2 separate regions of the Homo sapiens genome follow, and region 1 is linked to region 2. Evidence: read pairs that join two places in POLR2A ChIA-PET (ENCODE). Cell type or tissue: OCI-LY7. All regions are shown on one strand. Links, peaks and the distances in the headings refer to the core of each region. The heading gives the core; the rest is flanking DNA.

Region 1 (2,813 bases), core at 150-2,649, 220 kb after region 2:
TCTGAGAGGAAACTATGCCACAGGTGGCGGGGAGAGCAGGTTAGACCAGGTGGGGCCTTACGGCTCTGAGAGGAGGTGCTTTTGGAGGTCAGTGGCTTAAGGGAAATCCTGGGCTGTCAGGAAAGGCCACCTCAGCCCCTGGCCTGTCAGCAATGGCTCAGTGACCTTGGGCTGTTTTTGGATCTTTCTGCATCTCTGAATCTCGAGAATAATAATAATACCTGTGTAAACCATGCACTGGGTTGTGTGATATGTCACATAAAATAGTAGAAGGAGAAATAGAATGATGAGGGCCAGGCATGGTGGCTCATGCCTGTAATCCCAGCACTTTGGGAGGCCAAGGCGGGCGGATCACCTGAAGTCAGGAGTTCGAGACCAGCCTGGCCAACATGGTGAAACCCTGTCTCTACTAAAAATACAAAAATTAGCCAGGCATGGTGTCAGGTGCCTGTAATCCCAGCTACTTGGGAGGCTGGGGCAGGAGAATCGCTTGAACTTGGGAGCGGAGGTTGCAGTGAGCCGAGATTGTGCCACTGCACTCCAGCCTGGGTGACAGAGCGAGAATCCGTCTCAAAAAAAAAAAAAAAAAGAAAGAAAAGAAAAAGAGAATCATCGCCCTCCCCCAACACCCATTATGTTCCTCTCAGGGAAGCAAGGCAAGAAAGGAGAGAGGAAGAGAGGGAAAAAAGAGAAAAAGGGAGGCCCGGATGAGGCGTTAGGAGGCGGGTCAGCTCACTGTGATAGAGGGCAAGACGAGAAATGTTGTGAAAGCAAAAGGAGCTGACAGGCAGGGCTGGGGGGCGGGGAGGCCCTGTTGCCACGCCCCGGGCAGGCAGATAAAACGGTCATTTATGGTACCCACCCTAACAGATTAGTCAGTCAGACCCAGGAGGAGTGAGGTCAATTGCCCTTTAGTCCCAGGACTAACCGGAAGCTTCTGCAACAGGAGGACATTGAAAATAAGATGGAACCCATCCACATAAGGTAGGAGACCAAAAAATGACAACAACCCTTCTGACATTTTAAAACTGTCAAGAACTGCTCTGTGCCATTTTCTAGGCTCCTGGAGCTGGAGAGCTGTCAGTTCTTGGAAATAACTTCTGTGTTTCTAGACATTTGTACTTTATAGATGAGGAGACGGGCTCAGGGAGGTTAAGTTACTCCCTCAAGGTCACACAGCTGGAGTGTAGAAAACACATGATCTCAATTCTAGGTTCAGTTTTGTTTTGCTTTGTTTTGTTTCCACCCCAGCAGATATTTTAAAGGTAGGAAATGCAAAATTCTGAGCACTCTCTTGGGGATTGGAGGAGTGGGTGGGGACAGAGAATGGGTTATCTTATTTGCCTATCCTGCCTGTGGGTGTGATTCTGCAACCAAAGCCAATTCTGGCTTCTTCTCTAGACGGTCTTGGTCTCTTTTTAGCGAGTGGGCTTGACTGTAGCTAAGTAATTCTGCTTTTTCATGTCTTAGATGTCCCACTCAGTCCTCCAGTAGCCGATGAGTGCGTGCTGCTTGCATGGGCCCAAGACTCTAGCAATCTCTATAGGTAGTTTCTGTAAAACCAGGCAGATAGATCATCCCTGGGCACCCTCTCTTTATCTCATTAACCCTGGTGGTACCAGGAGGCACCTGACATTCTAATAGTTTGGTGCCAGCAAGTTTCTGTTATCCTTCAGTTGTAATTGTTAACTTGAATGGAATGCAAAACTTCTGGTTTGGAGCAGAGTTGGGTCTTAACTGTGAATAACTTGAAGGATATGGAAAATGGGAAGTACCTTTGGTTATTGTGGAGGATGGTTTATGAGCACTTTTTGAGTTGCATTTTCTCTGATAAATAGGAATATGTGGTCAATGTGGAGATGCTACTGCGTCTACATATTCGCCGGTGAACTCCACCCTTTATTAACTCTTGCCTTTGACAGTTTTTCAGCTCAGCAAGCCAAGACTTGTTTGAGGATTAGAACAATGAGCTTATCGTTATGCCACCTTTAAAAAAATCGCTCTAACGCTTCCAGCGTCAAGGTTTATTTCTATGAGCCTTTCCGGCAACTCCGCCCCCACCACCTGAAAGTTTGACATTGCTTTCCCCCTTAAGGGGAAGTGTGGAAATAGAGCCTGCTTGTTCATTTTCATTATTGTACATTACATGATATCTTTTCGACCATTATATTGTGTTCCCTCAGTGGTGTTTGCTCTGAGGGTGGGACACAAGCCTGTTTAGTGTCTCGTAAAACATTTACCAAAAGCACTGAGCCATGGTTTTTGAAGGGCATTCCGTTGCCAGAGTGTGGGAGGAGAGAGCAAGCAGGGAAAGAGAGCGCCAGGTGCTTAGCAGGTACGTGCTTCCTACTTTAGTATATTCATATTAAAAATTTCAAATTGCATACGATTTGGGTTCCCTTCTGCGGAAGGGGCAGGGATGGTGAGGGGAAGACGGGGGCAAAAGGGATTTCTTTGCAAACTCTATTTTTTAGTGGCTCGGAGTCCCCGGATAATTGTAATCTTTAGCTTCCATCAAATGCTGTTTTTGGTTTTGCTAGAGGGACATGTGTGTAATGGAGAGTAAGTGGAAAACCTACTTGTGCTTGAGATTTTACAGTGGGCTGAATCAGAATCCTTTAGCAAAGAGTTCAGAACCAGGTCCTGTGTTTCTGGGAGGCAATGTGTAACCTTGCAATTTGCACTTCTGTGAGCTCGGGAATTCATTCCATTTAAAGGTTTTGCTAAATGGTGGTTCTGGTTTCATGAAAATACTTTTAAACTTTCTCCCCCCACCCCACCCCCAATTCTGTTAAATTTAGACAAGATAACAG
Region 2 (2,813 bases), core at 91-2,590:
TCTACTTCTTTAAAAAAGTAAAATAAAAGGCAGACACATGCATATTTTATATTTGACCCTAAAAATGTCAATTTATTATCAAGCTATCTTGCTCTGACTGAAAAAATTAATAAATAAAAATTGACCAGGCATGGTGGCTCACACCTGTAATCCCAGCACTTTAGGAGGCTGAGGCGGGTGGATCACTTGAGGTCAGGAGTTCGAGACCATCCTGACCAACACAGTGAAACCCCCGTCTCCACTAAAAATACAAAAATTAGCCGGATGTGGTGGAGGGCGCCTGTAATCCTAGCTACTTAGGAGGCTGAGGCACAAGAATCACTTGAACCTGGGAGGCAAGGGTTGCAGTGAGCCCAGTGGCGCCACTGCTCTCCAGCTTGGGCGACAGAGTGAGACTCTGTCTCAAAATAAATAAATAAATAAATTTTAAAATAAAAAAAATTAGTTTTGTGTTTGAATTAGTAATATATTCACATACTCCTAAGTTTTTTTTAATACAAAAGGATATTCAGTGAAAAGTCTCCCATTCCTAACCTTCAGATACCCAAAAGTTCCTTGATGCAGAGGCACGCATCGTACTTGAGATGTATGTACTCAGCCATCTTGGGGAAGGACATTATTGTAAAGTGGAAGGATGCAGGAGGGTTGTCCCTCAGAAAAGAAAAAGTAAGACAGATGACAATAAGAGACCTTTCTTTCCTCATAGCTGTGGTTTTTAATGTAATGGCTTAATTTTATTTTGCCTATGGAGCAAATTTTTTTAAGTATTCTCTTAAATTTCAGTTGTGTCTGAACGATCTCCTACAGTTATAAAATTCAATTATTTAAAACCCGTATCATAAAATATCACAAGATGGAGATGTTGCTCCTTGAAAGTGGCAGTTAAAGTGGGTGAGGAAAAACATCTTTTTGTCTCTTTTTGGACATCTTTTTTCTTCTCTATCTTGCTCTCTGTCTTCAGTCATTCAAGGTAGTGAGAAACATTCAAAGCTCAGTGTTCAAATCCCAGCTTTGTCTCTTTCTGCCTGTAATTCTGAATTAAATTAACCTTTAGGAGCCTTATCGTCATCTATAAATTCAGGCTTATGCTCACGTTATGAGGATGAAATTAAATGATGTACTTGAGATGACAGTGCCCTCCAGCCAGAGCCCACCAGGAGCACAGCAGTAGTGGAACGAATTGGGTTTATTACTCATTGCAGCAAGGGAGAACACACACCATGGGGAACTGTGGGGCTTCTCAGTAAGAGGGTATCAGACCTACTATTGGATTCGGGCTGCGGTTGGGTGGTCTGTGGAAGGATCCAAGGAAGTAGGGGTTCACTCTGGATTGAATGCTGTCAGAATGCAGGGAAAGTCTATGACTGGGCATCTCAACGTTTATAGGGACAGTAGACTAGAGCAAGGCTAAAATTCTAAAGGTAAAGAATCACTAGAGGCTCATATTAGCTGAAAGAAGAGCTATTCGTGTTTTAGGGGTTGCACAGTGACCTCATTTTTGTCTGTGCTTAGACAAAATTATGAAGTGGTCTTGTTTTGTCGCACTTCCTCATGATCTCAGAGTGACTTGACTGGTGTCAGTGTTCTGTGAGATTGTTTACACGCAGCAGGAGAATAACTTGTCCTAGCTGTGAGCTCCCGGCCAGCTTCTGCTCCCACTCAGGCCTACCTATAAATTTTAGGCCAGTCCTTAGATGTCAGGGGCTGCTTTTTTTTTTTTTTTTCTCAGAAAGCATCTGGCTCTTACTAAATGCTCAATAAAACTTAATTACATCTGGATTTTATTTAAATTATTTAATGACATATTGTTCTCCCCTGTTATTGGATAATGAGCTCCTTAGGGCAGAGGACTTAGTTCACTCAACTTTTTCTCTGTCCAACATGAAATAGGTACTTAATACTACTGAAACAAGAAACGCCTTCCATGGCCTGTCCGTGAATGCTTTTCTTTTCTCTCCTTCTATGTCCCTACTATCCTTTTCTCTCCCTTGATCATCTGTAGTAAACAGATACATATAAGGTTTATAAAGCAGTGATTTCTATGGCACAATCAGAATCATATTCCTTTAAAGCAGTCAGCCAGGACAGAAATTTTACTCTTTTTTCTCTCAGAGTTAAGAGGGCCTAAGCACAAGGACATAATAGCTCTTCTTTAAAACCTTCATTGTTTAAAATTCTCTTGCACCCAGAAATTCCTAGGAGCCTCTCATCTTCCTCACCACAACTTCACGCAGCCTCCTGCACACACCTCGTGGCCCCTCAGTTTGCTCCGCTCTGCTCTGCACAGCAGCACACAACACTGCGCTCCCTAGGACCCGCCCTGGGGCCCCCAGGAGAGGGAAGGTTTTTTCCCTACCTCAAATGCTCTTCTTAGGCTCTGGTGGACTTTTTCTGGTTCTATTTCCTTCCTTCCTTCCTTCCTTCCTTCCCTCCTTCCCTCCTTCCCACCTTCCTTCCTTCTCATTCGTTCGTTCATTCATTGGTTTTGTTTTTTGAGATGGAGTCTGGTTCTGTTGCCCAAGCTGGAGGGCAGTGGCATGATCTCAGCTCACTGCAGCCTCCACCTCCTGGGTTCAAGTGGTTCTCCTGCTTCAGTCTCCTGAGTAGAAAGGCCGCCACTGCACCCAGACTTTCTGGTTCTATTTTATTCTCAAAGACTTGGGATGGTTGTAGGTGGATTTGTATCTTTCTGTAATGGTGGGCTAGGTTTTTCAGATTAATGATCCCTTAGAAAACAATTTTTAAAATTATAGAAAACTATGAAAAAACAACAGAAACTTTGGGCCAGGTATGGTGGCTCACACCTGTAATCC

Evidence for each region. Peaks named below come from ENCODE experiments on the same cell type or tissue, not always from the same donor. Only the 100,000 strongest peaks of a DNase experiment are listed, where the experiment ranks them.
Region 1: POLR2A ChIA-PET joins it to region 2 with 18 read pairs; 3 of 35 experiments call an interaction of 5 or more read pairs at or near these places.

The regions. Positions count from the first base shown.
Region 1 is chr4:40,514,038-40,516,850 of GRCh38, reverse strand. All of the region lies in intron 2 of RBM47 (RNA binding motif protein 47), which reads left to right. Among named protein-coding and RNA genes, the nearest start is that of MIR4802, 13 kb to the right of the region's middle. RefSeq lists a silencer at 661-971. In OCI-LY7, for the core only: a CTCF peak has its summit at 2,038; DNase peaks (open chromatin) are centred at 830, 1,310 and 2,060; H3K4me3 peaks cover 2,441 bases; H3K27ac peaks cover 2,500 bases.
Region 2 is chr4:40,733,460-40,736,272 of GRCh38, reverse strand. No RefSeq gene overlaps it. Among named protein-coding and RNA genes, the nearest start is that of NSUN7, 15 kb to the left of the region's middle. In OCI-LY7, for the core only: a CTCF peak has its summit at 804; no DNase peak of the experiment used is centred there.